Regions from separate parts of the Homo sapiens genome. Here regions 2, 3 and 4 are each linked to region 1. A link is a contact called in ENCODE Hi-C or POLR2A ChIA-PET data. All regions are on one chromosome and are shown on one strand. Each heading gives the region's core, a stretch centred on a gene start or an enhancer-like site at or near the end of the contact. The rest is flanking DNA. Distances are from core to core; before and after follow the strand shown. Region 1 holds the start of TRIM68 (tripartite motif containing 68). Region 2 holds the start of RHOG (ras homolog family member G). Region 3 overlaps STIM1 (stromal interaction molecule 1). Region 4 overlaps STIM1 (stromal interaction molecule 1).

Region 1 (3,792 bases), core at 742-3,241:
TATACTCCTACCCTCCTCCTTCCACCCCTAGCAGGTTCTCCTGCTGACTGACACACCACTAACACAGACAGCTATTTCTTCCCCTTTAAAGCCTTCAAGACTAAGATTATATTCTCATCAAGCCTAAGATTATACAAAACTAACTGAGGGTGTGGCTCATGCTTCCTCAGAAAGAGTAAGAGAAGAAAATAAATTAGGGGTCTCTAAGCAAGCATGTTGTATGACATGCAATAAGGTCAGTCTCTGGTCTCTTTCCAGAAAACCAGGCCTCAGATTTGTACTAACCCCCTAACTCTTCCTTAGTCCTACTTCTTCAGTGCCCCAAACAGTTCTCAGTTCTTGCTTCTCCTTTGATGCTACTCCTCCCCTAGAGCACAGATGGACACCATCCTACAGTTAGCCACTCATCTTGTTGTCCTGGTCTATCCTGGATTCAGGGCAGAGGGTTGGGGTCTGCAGCTACAGCTGTGGAATTTGTCCACGACAGAGCCTCACCTGGACACACCTGTCTCACAGCAAACAAATAAAGAAACAAACAAAACATTCTGAAGACATCTGTAAAGGAAAGCTTCTATGCCTTGGAAGTAAACTGGTCTGTCTTCAAAAGCCCTCTCTCCAGCCTTCCCCACATGAACGCAAGCCCCCACCCCCAGCTACCCTGATTGCCAGGGTTCTTGACAGTCCGTCATAGTTACAAATTGCACCTTACACATGAAAATGATCTCCCCATTAACTGTTTTAACTTCACAGAGATTCCAGAGCAGTACAACCAACTTGACCTTCAGCTCCTTAAAGGCAGAGACTATATGTCCCATAGTTGTAATCCCAGCACCCAGTAAAATATTGTCAAGAAAATTGATGTTAAATAAATGTTTAAAATGGCTTATTTCAATTAATCCATTCATTATTCTATTAGAGCAGCCATTTCTCCAAAACTGGGTGAGACAGAGGGTACAGCTCAGACCTAAGATACTTTTGTTTTTTCTCATAGACCTATTTGTTGCAGGAAATTTCTGGGCCTCACCCTTCAGAATTTTAACCATGGCCGGGGCTCAGACACTGGCATGAGCATTCTGGAGTATCTGTCCTAACAATTAAGATATTATATAATTTGGAACCGAGCTTCAATTGGAAGATTTCCTGGTTATTTTCTATGCGGATAGGAGGTGCCTTCACTTGCTTATTAAAACCTAAGTGTCAAGAGAAGGACAAGGCCCTGGGAGTACAAAGAAAAACCCATATCACTGTCTTAAGTAACAGTTTTTGTGTGTGCGTGCATGTGTCTATGTGTTTGGGTGAGGAAGGGATACCAGTTGTTTAATTTTTTTTTCCTTTTTTAATGACAATTTTTGACCAGGGTTTCCATTTCTCCATCAACTCCCGGTCTCTGTTGTCTGTTTTTCACTCTAAAAGTGGATTGTGGCAATAGTGATGACAAGCTGGTTGCTGAAGTAAAAACGAAAAAAGAGAGGGTTTTGTTTTGTTTTGTTTTGTTTTGTTTAAGAACCCAGTATTTAAAGCCTGGAACCATGAGAGGTCGCGAATCTTGCCAGGAACAGCAGAGTCCACACCATATGTGCGCCCAACCCTTTGCTAAGATGGGTCACAGAACCAGACTTGGCCAATCTCAGGCTTCTGAGTTTAACAAGTCAAACTGGCAAATGAATAGCCACCTGAGCCTCTCTTAATGCAGTGCCTGAGCGGCATCATTTGGGAGCCTCAATCCTTTGACCTATCCTAGAACTAACTCCTAGAACCCTCTACAGTTTAAGGGAATCTGAGTCGGTGAAGGGACCAGAAAAACCCAGGAAGTAGAGAAAAAACATTGACATGCCTAGAAGCGCCGAAACCCCCGTCTCATCACCAATTGGCTAGGGGTACCCTGGTCCCTGCCTGTGATTGGCTGCCCCCACAAACACACCGCCCCCTGGGCGAAGCCAACCTGGGCCCAGCCGGCCGCTCATTGGCTGCCGTCCCGCGAGCGGGGCCTAGAGCCGGGTGTAGTATTCTGGGAGCTGCGGGCTACTGGGCCTGCGCTGCCGGGCTTTGGGTTCTGGGCCTCTGCCGCTCTCTGGCCCTAAGTGCTGAGCTGCCGGGAACGGCAGCTTCTGACGCTGGGCCATTGGACGCTGCGGAACCAGGCTTCTTCACTTTGAGTTTCCGCCGCGAAGCGCCAGTCCGGGCCGAGGAGGGAGGTGGGTAGATAACTCTGCCTTTTCTGAAGTCAGATCCCGCACGCTCACTTTACCCCCACCCGCCCGCTGTCCTGGGGACCTGCCCAACGCCCTGTGGCCAGGCCAGGAGCTGCTCCCTGACTCCGGAGGTTACCGCCCGCCCCTCGACTCCCTTCCCGCTGGGGTCCTAACTGGAAGTCTTCCAGGCCCCGCCCCCTTCTCAAATGCCCTTCTCAGACTCTCGCTGTACCCTACGGAAGGCACAGTCAAAGCAACCGAACGTTTAATTATTTGAATTTTCTCAAAGTAATTCATGTATAATAAAAAGTCAAACATTAAAGCAGGTCTTATTTTGAAGAGCAGTAACTACCCATCCCCAGATCTTTGCAGAGGCTGCCACTTTTAGTTTGTCCCCATTTAGATGTTTTTAGCACCCTAAATCAAAATAATATGCGTTCCACTGTATTTCTGGATTTATCATTTTGATATTTCTTTGCCTTACTTTCTTACTGCCACAATCTTGTCAATTTTCCATCGCTATTTTAGGTCTTCCATTTGTAGCTTTAAATAATGGGTATCAACTTCCATTTATTGTTTTATTGACTTTAGATGGTGTCTCTTAATGTCTCTACTGACTTAGCTAAGGATATTAACACATCCTCCACTTTCAATCTACTATCGGTTGGAACTCAACATTTACATTTAGTTTTCACGTATTCAACAAGTATTTGAGGCACTGTTCTTGGCACTGGGGAAATAGAAATGGACAAAACAGACAATGACCCTATCCACATGAAAAAGTTCTAGTATGGGAAGTAAGACAATAGACGAATACATGGCAAATGACGTCAAAGGCAGGATCATGTAGAAGTCATTTTCAGCTGGGAGAATAGCAGGCACCCAAGTCAGGTAGATTGAATGGACGAGGGGTTTGCGGGAGTGTGTGGAAGTTTATTCCTTTGCCTAGCTGGGCACAGGTGCTGTTTCAAGGAGAGATCTTGTTAACCGGGAGCCAGGATAGATTATTTAGTAAGTTAGTGATTTACCAAAATGAGGTTTTAGGATACTGGATCCCACAGTTTGGTAGTGATAGTGGGAGGAAGAAAAGCAGGAGGCAGGGAGTCTAGTGAGAAGGCATGCCCTGCCAATGGCATATCAGAGTCCTGCAAGATTTACTGCTCTGCTTCCTGCTTCCTGCTACTGGACTGCGCTAAACCACAGTGATTTTTCTCTCCTCTTGAATTTGTATTATACCTTAAAGCTAAAGAGGTTAAGAAATTTGCCCAAGATAGATGGCAGAGCCCCAAGCCAAACATCTGTAAAATGAGAACAATAATGGCCTCTGCCTAGGGTTGTGAAATAAACCAACTTAATTCATGTAAAGTGCTCAGAACAGTGCCTGGCACATCATAGAACTGCTCAAAGAGTGCTTGCTTTTATTATTAATGTATGCTCTCAATTTACCTCACAAATGCTAAAAGGATTTTGGGTTTAGGAACTATTTCCTATGTCTAGCTGGTTAATTCATTCAACAAATATTTACTCAGCAATATCTGCATTGCAGGTGCTGTTTAGGTGCTGAGGATACAACAGGAACTAGGATCAACATGTCCCTTCC
Region 2 (3,792 bases), core at 511-3,010, 770 kb after region 1:
GACTGAGGCAGGAGAATCATTTGAACCCAGGAGGCGGAGGTTGCAGTGAGCAGAGACCGCGCCACTGCAGTCCAGCCTGGTGACAGAGCGAGACTCCATCTCCAAAAAAAAAAAAAAAAAAAAAAAAAAGATAATACTTTGGCTATGGCTAAGTCAAATATAGTTAAAATTCATTTCGTTTCTTTTTACTTTTTTTGAAATGTCATTAATAGACAGTTTTAAATTACTTACGTGGTTCCTATTTATTTTTTTAAAAATATAAGTAGGCTGGGTGTGGTGGCTGACGCCTGTAATCTCAGCACTTTGGGAGGCCAAGGCAGGTGGATCAACTGAGATCAGTAGTTCGAGACCAGCGTGGCCAACAGGGTGAAACCCCGTCCCTACTAGAAATACGAAAATTAGCCGGGTGTGGTGACATGCACCTGTAACCCCAGCTACTCGAGAGACTGAGGCAGGATAACTGCATGAACCTGGGAGGCAGAGATTGCAGTGAGCCGAGATCGTGCCACTGCACCCCAGCCTGGGTGACATCGTGAGACTGTCAAAAAATATGTGTGTGTTTGTGTTTATAGAGACAAGGTTTCACCATCTCTGTAATTACAGGCAGACGCCACCGCGCCAGACTCTTAGGGTATGATATTTTTAAAAGATATTTGTTTAGTGTTTGAGATACGCATTGACAACAGGTCTTTTACACCCATTCTCATGTTATCTTCAAAACTACGGGGTGAAATATAATTATTCTATTTTACCAAAGACAGATTTGAGGCTCAGAAAGGTTAAGCTATTTATTCCTGGAATCAATCCGTTTATTTGAAAAGCTTCTGGAAGACAGGGATCCTGTCTTAAACGCTGTGTTTCTTCACAGCACCTAGCACTTAGCTCTCTCCACGTGGTAGGCGCTCAGAAACTTTGTGCTGAACGAAGGATATGGATTCTCAAGTCAAAGCTCCGAGCGCAAAGCCAGGGAGCGAAGCACCAGAGGGCGCCCATGAGCCCGCCCACCCGCGGGTCGCCGGGGCCCAAGCTGGACCTCAGGCCTGGGTGCGGCTCTTCAGCCCCAAGCAGCTGCGCGCCCCAGCAGAACAGGGGGCGAGGGGGCGAGGGAAGCCCCAAGTCCTCCGTCCGCCCCGCCCCCTCCCCAGAGCCAGGCCTCGCAGGGCTGCACGGTGCTGAATGACGACTCGACATCCTGTTTTTGGGGCCCGCGGCTCCGCCTGCGCCTCTGCTGATCTTGTCTTTCCCTTGGGTGCTGACGCCAGCTCCTCTTCCCCCCGAGTCTCCCCACCCTCCCCAGGGGTCTGGGGCCTTCCCACTGCTGAATCACCACCACCTCGCACTCCCCCGGGGCTCAGGGCAGGGGCGGGGACTGCCCCAGCCTCGGCCACCACTCTATCCCTGGGGTTGACTGAAGGGACCAGGCCCAGGGGCGCCTTTCTCAGCATCTTCCCGCGGAGGCTGGTGGGGGCGGGATGGGGGGAAGAGGACGAACGCCTAGCGCCCAGGGTAGGGCCTCCAGGGGTAGGGTGGCCAGGAGGAGGCGGAGAGACTTGACCTTGGGAGGCCTGACTTACTGACCGCAGGGGCAGCGGACTGGGAGGGGAACGTGGCAAGCCCGGGACTGGGCCGGGGGCGAGGCTGGGGGCGGGCCGGGGCTGGAGAGGGGGAGATCGGCCCTCGGACTTCCTGGTCGGGCCCCGCCCCGGCCCGCCCCGCCTCGCCGGCCCGCCCCCCCCACTTCCTCCGGCCTCCCGCTCTCACTTCCTTCTCGAGCCCGGAGCCGCTGCCGCCGCCCCCAGCTCCCCCGCCTCGGGGAGGGCACCAGGTGAGGCCCGGCCGGGGCTGGCGGGTAGGGGTCCGGGGGAGGAGAGCCCGGCCGGCCCAGGACTCGGCGCGGGCGCCGGCTCATGAGTTTGCTGGCGGAGGCCGCGGGCGGGAGCTTCTCGGTTCAGTCCAAGTAGGGCGGGCGCGGCCGGCCGGGCGGGGCGGGAACGGGGCCACTGCGAGCCGGCGGAGGCTCGGCGAGGGTGGCTTCCCGGCGGCTGTACCGCCTCTAGGGAGCCGAGAGGGACCCCTGAGGTCGGAGGGTCCCGGGCTCCAAGATAAGTGTCTCTGAAGTGGAAGAGCTCAGAGCTGGGAGATCGGACGCAGGTGGGGTGTCCTCAGAAGTTGGTGGGGGGGGTGTTGAGAAGTGCGTGAGGGGAGAGGGCTTCTGGGCTGGAAAAGGCGCTCCCTCTGCTCTGGCAGTTGTGACACTTGGGGTGAGAGGGGCGGTGTCTGGGGCCTCCGAAAGCTCTCTCCCTGTCAGATGGATGCTAATACAGACCCACACTCGGTCTGCAGCCCCAAGGCCCTCTGCACTCAGGAGGACCCGGGTTGGGTGGGGGAGCCCCGCCGACCCCAGTCGTTGTCTGTATGTCTGTTTTCCTGAGTCCCGACCTTACCTGGAGCCAAGCAGTAGGTATTTAGTGAGCAGACGCTGTTCCTAGCTGACCAGAGCCTGGCCTTGCTCTTTTGGGAGTAACTTGGTCTTGCCCTGTAACTGGAAGTGGAAGGACTCTCATTCAGAGGTACTGATAGTCCCTGACAAGTTTTTGTTGTGTCTTTTGGGGACAATTGAGAACCATCTCCTAGTGTTCCTCTTCATTCTTAGTCCCTGAATTATACACATGCTCCTGTCGTCTCCCTCCACACCTTCTTTAGTTTCTACCCACAAATCCGCCATCACTCTCTTCTCATCCCTTCCAGTCTCTTTTCCTCCAAACATACGGTCATACCTAGGCCTTGACCTGTCTTCACCTACCCTGCCCCATGTTCGTCTTGGTCCTCTGCAACCTGCCCCATCCCTTCCCTTCCCAGCTCTGGCACCCACACACATGCACCTCCTGGTTTCTTCCATCACCCCTCATTCCTTTTGAACCCTCAGCCTGTCACCCTCTCTGTATCCTTCCCTCCCACCCACTTATCTCCAGCTTTGGAATCAGTTGTTGAAGACTTAGTGAGTTCTAGAGTCTTTTCAAACCTCCCTAGCTTGGAGAGGCAGTCTGCAGCCTCCCAGTGATAGAGACGGATTAAAGAGCTGGAAAGCCTGTGTGTGTGTGTGTGTGTGTGTGTGTTTGCGTGTGTGTTCGCACGCGCGTGTCTGTGTATCTACATCTTCATCTCTTAGAGATGGATTAAAGAGATGGAAAGCCTGTGTGTGTGTGTGTGTGTGTGTGTGTGTGTGTGTGTGTTCGCGCGCGCGTGTCTGTGTGACTACATCTTTATCTCTTACAGACAAAATAACTGCCCTCAGCCTTGAGAGGGCCCAGAGCAAGGGAAGCCAGCAGAATGAAGGGAACCTGCAGTGAGTGAGGTTGTGGTTAGGCAGGAGGAAGCCGTTTGTAGCAGTCAGGGTAGGGTGACACAGGAATAAGACTTGTAAGAGAGGCCGTGGGAAATCAAAATCACCCCAACCCGTGGTGCTTGACCAAGAGGCCAGGCCTAGAAGCCGGAAGACAGCCTGAAGGTCCCTGACTCCATTACCTACTAGTTCCAGCATCACCTGGTGGAAAGAATGGGACCAGCTTGGGTGTGATGGAAATAAAGGGAGGAGGCAAATGCAGGATTCTGGAGGAAAGACTGCAGCTGGTCTAACTTCGGACTTAAGAAGCGGCGGAGGCAAAAGTGTCTGCTCCTTTCCTGCTACCTTCTGGGGCCTGCCTAGGCTGGGTACCCGCATGCCCTGATCTGCATCAGGGCCTTAGTGACCAGGAAGCCCTCTGGAGTTCTACTGACCCCTCTGCCTTCAGG
Region 3 (3,792 bases), core at 401-2,900, 740 kb after region 1:
CAGAGTGAGACTCGGTCAAAAAAAAAAAGAGAGAGAAAAGAATAGGTACTCAATAAATAGAAGCTCTTATTATAATATAAAATGTGACCATACATCTTAATTCTCCTGCTATATTGAGTCCTTCTACTGGGCAGGGATTGTCTTATAACACATAATAAACATGCTAAATGTTGACTGAAGAGATAAAGAACACTAACTACAAAGACACAGCCCCTACCCCAAGGCTTAAATTCAGAACAGTTGAACCAGGGTGATAGTTTTGGAAAATATAAACTGAATATACACCACTCTGTAGCTAGGTACTACCTACTCAGAATTCATAAGTAAAATACAGCCTCTCTTTCCATCTCCCATCCCACCTCTAATCCTAGTTTCCCAGGCCACTTGGGTGATAGAATAAACTAACACCACTTAACAGTCCTATAAATTGTATAATTTTTAATCAAAATGCCTATCTCCACCTAAATTCTAAACTCAGATAGCTGTTTCTTCCCCGCCACCCCACCCCACACCAAGTTATTAAACAAAAATAGAAACAATTTTGGTCTTGGGATCAGATAAAGCTAATTTCAAATCCTGGCTCCGCCACCTTGGGAAAATGACCTTAAGTTCTCAGTTACAATTTCTTCATCAGTAAAATGAGAGCTATATCCACCCTTAAGAGTTGTTTTGCAGATGTAAAACACCTACAAAGGTGCTCAATAAATAGTAGCTGTCATCATCATTCTTACCATCGAAGTTATTTCAGTTGTCTTAATTACATATTTATCTCTTCAGAGATATGAAGTGTGAGTTCCAGTGACCTTTGCTCTTGTCAGCAAAAGTTTCTTGAAACAAGACCTCCACAAATTCGACCACCCAGCAACAAATACACACACAGACACACACTGCTTTCTAACCTGTGTGTGTGTGTTACACCTGAAGGCCACCCATCTCCCCTGGCTGCTGTATTTCAGAAGCCAGCTCTGGGAACTTGGCAAGCACAGACACATTTGTTCGAACATACACTGTAGTGACGAGAGTTCTGAGAGCTTCCTGAGAGGCCTGAGATAACCCAGAGAGGCCAAACAGGAGCAGAGCTACTGAATCACACTGAGAAAATTAGAGGCACATGAGATTTGAAAGCCTGCCTGCTTGCCTGCCTGCCTGCCTGCCTGCCTGCCAGTGAGATTTCTGGTCATTACCTAGGCCAGAGATCAACACAAGGCAGCCAGGGGCTCTGTGTATATGGCCAACCGAGGAAAGGGTCAGATAAGCCCTTACTGGGCCGTGCTGACAGCACAGTTACTTTTATTCTTTTGTCTCCTCCATCACATCTCCCAAGAGGCCCCTCCCCAGCGTCTTGAAGGAAAGCTGATGTGATGCCTGCTCAGGCTGGAGTTCTCAGCATCAGAGATAACATTTAAAAAGCCAGCAATCTTCACAGGACTATCCTATCTCTCTGCTGCACAACAAGCCCAGGAGTGGGAACCATGAAAGGTTTCCTCCTCCGTTCCACAAGCTAGTCTCAGCAAAGTAGTGAAAGTTCATTCTGTTCATTCAGCTGCCTCAAATTTGACCTGAGGTAAACCCATGTGGGCCATGGAACCAAAGACAGGGAGCAGGAAGACCCAAGAAGGCCTTGCCTACAGGTTTCATGTCCTCTTCAAGCACAGTTCTCCACTCCTACTGCAGCCACCTGCTCAGGGTAGTCATTGCTGTGGCAAACAAAAACTGCCAACCAAAGTCAATAGCCAAACCATCCCTCATTATGACTGATAACTGTCACTGAGCACAGCTTCAGTAGGTGCTTAGTAAATAGGGATGAAGTACTAGGTCAGGCAGAAAAATAATCCCTACAGAACTCCTCAGAAAACTCACCATGTGAATTCTATCCCAATCCCAGGGCATGCTCATCTAACAGTTTTACAGGAACTGATGTCAAGTACTTGGTATTCTCCCTCCCCACCTACTCAATCCAAAGATCAATTCATTGTTATTCATTTGGTCAACAAATATCTACTGGGCACATACTCTCTGACCAGCACTCTCATAGGTACTGAGGATATGTACTACAGCCAACAAACCAGACATGGCTCTTGCCCTTAAGAGACAAGGAAATATTCAAAAATAATAATAATAATAAATAAAGCACAGTTTTAATTTCTTTTTTACTTTTCTTTTCTTTCTTTCTTTACCCTCTCTTATGGTGCTGATAACTCCATTTTTCAAGTGAGGAAACTGTCATTTGACAGTTTGGATCACACTGTCATACTGTCACCAAGAACTCAAACCAATGCCCAGTGCTCTTAGGTACTGGCTTGCTGTAAAAGACATATCTTGAGAGGCCGAGGCAGGCGGATCGCAAGGTCAGGAGTTCAAGACCAGCCTGATCAACATGGTGAAACCCCGTCTCTACTAAATATACAAAAATTAGCTGGGCATGGTGGCACGCACCTGTAATCCCAGCTACTCAGGAGGCTGATGCAGGAGAATCACCGGAACCCAGGAGGCGGAAGTTGCAGTGAGCCAAGATTACGCCACTGCACTCCAGCCAGGGGACAGAGCAAGACTCTGTCACAAAAAAAAAAAAAAAAGACATAGCAAGCTGCCTCTTGTGGCGTAAGCAGGGTGTGAAGTGCACAGAGAGCACTGCAGATAGTAAGTGCTACCAGAGTTTGTTCACAGGTCAGCAGTATCTCACAGCTAGAATTAGTGTCAGGAAAGACTTCATAGAGGACTGGAAGTAGAAATAAAGAAGGACAGGTAATAAAGACATTCTGAAGGAAGTTAAATGACATAAGTAAAAACAAAAGTGAAGCAGTATAAATAAAAGTTTGTTCTGCAGATCAGAACAAAGAAAAATGCTTGGCTTGCCAAGAATGCAGCAAGGGGAACAGAGGGAGATGAAGTGAGTAAAGTGGTCTGGGGCTGGAACTCTGTGTCAGGAAAGCAACCACCACCCATACAGAAATTTTAGAACCTGCACCTTCTCTATTCCATGCTCCCCAGCAGAAAACAAAAGTTTAAGTGCTGTTGGCTCATTTCCGGATTTTTCTTGCATGACTTCTCACACAAAAGAAATCTGCTCCACTCTGATAAACATGACAGGACCACAGCCATCCCTCTTCAAGTCTTGCCTGCTCTAGCAAGTTGTATCAACACAGGCAAAGTTGTCAAATTCTCAATGCCCAGAGAACCTCCCCTTGGCACTTTCCAGGTGGCCACGAGTAACCCCACAAAGTTTTTAATACATTTACCCTGCCTGTGGAGGCCCCAAATCCATAATGGAGCCAGCTGAACAGCTCAGTGGTGAGACATACAACATAAGGCTCTGACCTGTCTCCTTCAGATGCCTATACTGTACATCCCAGCAAACAGATTCCTCATTGCTCTGAACAGATATTGTCAAGAGAGTGGTATAGGGTGCATATATTAGGCACCATAGGAAACAGATATTGCTGGGCTTCTTTTTCTGTGCCTAATAAAAAAGCTTTCTAGCTGGATAGGTCCAAAGAAGCAGCACTTGACATTTGACTTTGTATATCCCTAATTGTACCCAGACCAATTTCGGTGAACATAATATAATATTGTGAACTGCTTCCTGGTTCTCCTCTGTGTAGGTCCCAGACCTCCTAACAACCCAAACAGGCTCCATTAGGGTAGACAGGCTCCACAACAGAGTGAGAACAACATATGAATGAGAATCAGAGAAAATTATATTCTAGCCCTGGCTTACCAAAACCTTGGGTAAGTTTGTTCTTCTGATATGTAAATAAGAAGTTTGGGAGAGATGGTCTCTAAAACCCCTTC
Region 4 (3,792 bases), core at 928-3,427, 660 kb after region 1:
AACACATTCCTGGGCTCCAAAAGAGACATGAACTAAGAGAGAGCTTCTCATTATCTTTCTGCCCCATATAACCCTCCACTCAGACAATAAAAGAAAGATAACTGGCCCCTCTTTGTCTTTTCTTGGGAGAAGATAACCAACAGCATCTACTAAACAATGTTGCAGTCAAGATGATCATTCTAGGAACCAGGTTCTGACTCTCTTCCTGCAGCTGAAGAGCAGCCCTTCCTTACAGGATGCCTTTCTCAGCTGGGGTAGCAGAGTGTCCTCCCTGAAAGGAGACTATCCAGAATGAAGTCTACCTGAGCCTCCTGGCAGCCCAGGCTCCATAGCCCTGCTCCCTCCTCTGCACAAGCCTGATCTGATTTCTGAGGGCGATACCTCTATGCCAAAGCAGTTCAGGCTTCTACATCTCTTGCCTGGGTTACAACAGTTTCCTCACTATTCGCCCTGTCTCTGTTCTAGTTTCTTTCAAACTCATCCTCTACCAAGCAGTGAGTACAATTTTTCTAAAATTCAAATCTGGGCCAGGCACAGTGGCTCATGCCTGTAATCCCAATACTTTGAGAGACTGAGGCGGAGGATCACTTGAGCTAGGAGTTCAAGATCAGCCTGGGCAACAAAGCAAGATCCTGTCTCTACAAAATAAAAATTTAAAAATTAGCTGGGTATGGTGTCATGCACTTGTAGTCCCAGCTGCTCAGGAGGCTGAGGCAGGAAGATCCCTTGAGCCCAGCAGTTTGAAGTTGCAGTAAACTATGATCGTACTACTGCACTCCAGCCCAGGTGACAGAGCGAGACCTTCTCTCAAAAAAATAAAATAAAATTCAAATCTGACTAGATAGCCCTCTGAATAAAATCCTTCACAGGCCCACACAAAAACCTGTACATAAATGCTCACAGAAGCTTTATTTGTAATACCCAAAACTGGAAGCAGCCCATATATTCTTCAACAAGTGAATGGTTAAACTCCAGTACTTATGTACAATGGTACATGACTCAGCAATAAAAAGGAATGCCCAGCCAGGCACAGTGGCTCATGCCTATAATCCCAGCACTTTGGGAGGCCGAGGCGGGCAGATCTTGAGGTCAGGAGTTCAAGACCAGCCTGACCAACATGGTGAAACCCCGTCTCTGCTAAAAATACAAAAATTAGCCAGGCGTGGTGGTGCATGTCTGTAATCCCAGCTACTCAGGAGGCTGAGGCAGGAGAATCGCTTGAACCCAGGAGGTGGAGGTTGCAGTGAGCCCAGATCGCACCACTCCACTCCAGCCTGGGCAACAGAGCAAGACTCTGTCTCAAAAAAAAAAAAAAAAATGAATGACCTATTGATACACACAACTTGGATGAGTTTCCAAGGAACTGAACTGAGAAAAGAAAAAAAAGAAAGAAGCCAATTCCAAAAGGTTATATACTCTGTGATTCCATTTATGTAACATTTTTGAAAGGATAAAATTCTAGAAATGGAAGGCAGAGAGAGATTAGGAATGAGGAATGGGGTTGAAAGGAGACGGGAGTGGTTATAAAAGAATAGGAAGGATCTTTGTGGTGTTGGAATAGAACTTTATACACATAGATGAGTACAAGTAAAACTGGGAAATCTGAACAAGATTGGTGGATTTTATCAATGTCAATGTCAATATCCTGGCCATGATATACTACAGCTTGTCCAAAATGTTACCATGGAGGAAACTGCAAAGTTTTCCAGTGATCTCTCCATATTATTTCTTAGGACTCCATGTAAATCTATAATCATCTCAATAAAAATTTTAATTTAAAAAATCCTTCACAGGGTTCCCAAACTCCCTTAACAGTGATGCCTAACTTTTTTCAGTGAGGAATTCCAAAGAGCTCCATGTAATGATAGGTGTGCTTTTACTAACCACTGGTTGAAAAATGACTGAGGAAATAATATGGATTCATGAGACACCCCTCAAGGACCCCTTTCAGGGATTCAAATCCCCAAGACTGGGAATACTTGGCCTTTGCAATGAATATAATTTAGAAAAGCATGCAAGACTTTTTCAAGAGGCTGTCTCTATAGCATTTTCTAGCCTTATCTCCTGCCACTCACCAGCTCACATATACCCTACACTCCCACCATACTAAATTACTTTCAGTTCCATAAATATGCAAGGCTCACTTTGTGGCTTTGTACATGATGTTCCCTCTGCCCGCAATATCCTTGCCCCATTCTGCACCTGACTAATTCATACTCAGGTTTCAAGATTCTACTCAGGCTTTTTCTAATTTCTCTAGGAGCCTTCTCTATACTGACCCCCGGGGTTTGATTAGGAGTCCCTCTTCTGTGCTCTTATAGTCCCTGTGCTTCTCTGTATCACAATTTGGACCAATTACTTAAATTCTCTATGCCTACATTTCTATCTGTAAAATAAGGAGAAAACAGTATCCACCTCATAGGGTTGTGAGAATTAAATGAGTTAATACATATAAAGTACTTCAAATAGAGCATGGCACATAGTAAGTGTTCAATTATTACCATGTTATTTTTGTTGTAATTGTCTAACTAGTACACTGAAATATCTAAGCAGAAATTGGTATTTGCATTCGTGTCTAGCCTGGCATATAGTAGATGCTTGGTAAATATTTGAGAAGAGAATTAAGGGATCTAAGGTTGGGGCAGGAAGGTACAATCTAAATTAATGGTAGAACTGGAGATTTAGAGGATTGGGAATAACTGCTAAGAGCAGGAGGTGAGTACAGGTTGGAACTAGGAATAAGATAGACGTATTTAGAAGATAAGTGTAAAAAGAACCAGACTATTATAGATTGAGAACTTGGAATGAATAAGCACAACTGACACCTGCTTATACATGTCTTCTAAACTGGCTCACGTAGGGCTCCTTTGATTTGTCATCATAATTTGTTATTGTAGAGCTAGAAAAGTTGTCTAACCTTTTGGAGGCACTATTTTTTCATCTGTAAAATACGGCATAATAATGTATTTTTCTAAATAAGTAAGATTATGCAAGCAAACTACATAGCCTACAGATTCAAGTAAAACTAGCTTGTTCTTAATAAATATTAGGTTCTCCTCATCCCTTAATTTTTTTCTCTTATATATTAAAAAAAGAAAAGATAAGCCCCTTGGATAATAACCACCTAGAAGAAGAGAAAGGGAGATATATGGGAAACTGACCTATACAAAACAAAGCACCAGAGCTTGAGAAAGGGTAGATAGGTACCTAGAATTATTCTCTCTCTAGCTTTTCATGTCTAATACTTTCTGAACCTTCAAGGCCCAGGGAAGGCCCTGGGATGCCTTCTTTAACTACTCCGCGCCCTATAAGTCTCCCATTTTGAGGTCAGAGTATTGAGCCTACACTGGCCAACGGACCACCTCATAAGAGCTCTTCTAAACCTAACTGTATTCTGTTCTCATGTGGCCTGTTAGCTCCTCTAGAATGGAACTTGAGTGTCTTTTTGCTTTCTCCACAAGAACAGAATTAAGAATACTGTTAACTGTCTAAGGGAGAAAGGGAGGATGAACATGTCAGGAACTATGTTGATCACTTCTACATACGTTGTCTCTTTGAAACTTTGTAAAGTCAGTACTTTTATTATCCTCAATAAAAAATGAGAAAACTGAAGCCCAGATACAATAAGTGACTTCCCCAAGGTCACATATATGGTGAAAGTAGGTCTGGAAGTAGGATACAGTCTGTCTCCAGAGCCTTGATAAGAATAAATGCATACAGGTGCCTACCTGGTTACCAACCACACAGCTGATTTACTGGGCAATTCGGTGACACCAGCTTCTCACCTCAACT

What was found. A loop is a pair of places that touch in the nucleus more often than their neighbours do. ChIA-PET counts read pairs that join two places held with the same protein, here RNA polymerase II (POLR2A). Pooled maps may share reads with other maps.
Region 2: a loop to region 1 is called in a pooled map, with 12 times the contacts of the local background. The contact joins the promoter of RHOG here to the promoter of TRIM68 in region 1. A Hi-C loop is called at or near these places in 4 of 37 single-sample maps with no recorded cell type and 9 of 50 pooled maps. POLR2A ChIA-PET finds 5 or more read pairs at or near these places in 1 of 52 experiments (OCI-LY7).
Region 3: a loop to region 1 is called in a pooled map, with 3 times the contacts of the local background. The contact joins the enhancer-like site here to the promoter of TRIM68 in region 1. A Hi-C loop is called at or near these places in 3 of 37 single-sample maps with no recorded cell type and 6 of 50 pooled maps. POLR2A ChIA-PET finds 5 or more read pairs at or near these places in 1 of 52 experiments (OCI-LY7).
Region 4: a map with no recorded cell type shows a loop between it and region 1 (22-fold over the local background). The contact joins the enhancer-like site here to the promoter of TRIM68 in region 1. A Hi-C loop is called at or near these places in 2 of 37 single-sample maps with no recorded cell type and 5 of 50 pooled maps.

Annotation. Positions count from the first base shown.
Region 1 is chr11:4,606,430-4,610,221 of GRCh38, reverse strand. It overlaps TRIM68 (tripartite motif containing 68), which reads left to right and starts at 1,991. Exons shown (of 7, transcript NM_018073.8): 1 at 1,991-2,195. RefSeq lists silencers at 1,827-2,036, 2,347-2,426.
Region 2 is chr11:3,838,927-3,842,718 of GRCh38, reverse strand. RHOG (ras homolog family member G) reads left to right here and starts at 1,760. Exons shown (of 2, transcript NM_001665.4): 1 at 1,760-1,825. RefSeq lists silencers at 820-869, 910-1,179, 1,530-1,579, 1,630-2,019 and an enhancer at 3,420-3,619.
Region 3 is chr11:3,865,214-3,869,005 of GRCh38, reverse strand. The region is part of intron 1 of STIM1 (stromal interaction molecule 1); the gene reads right to left. Among named protein-coding and RNA genes, the nearest start is that of MIR4687, 11 kb to the right of the region's middle. Within about 2 kb of position 1,650, at least 25 of the 41 ENCODE cell types and tissues checked have a DNase peak (open chromatin) inside an H3K27ac peak, as active enhancers do; they include OCI-LY7, where a contact is called at or near this core.
Region 4 is chr11:3,947,661-3,951,452 of GRCh38, reverse strand. The region is part of intron 1 of STIM1 (stromal interaction molecule 1); the gene reads right to left. Among named protein-coding and RNA genes, the nearest start is that of PPIAP40, 56 kb to the right of the region's middle. Within about 2 kb of position 2,177, at least 6 of the 41 ENCODE cell types and tissues checked have a DNase peak (open chromatin) inside an H3K27ac peak, as active enhancers do.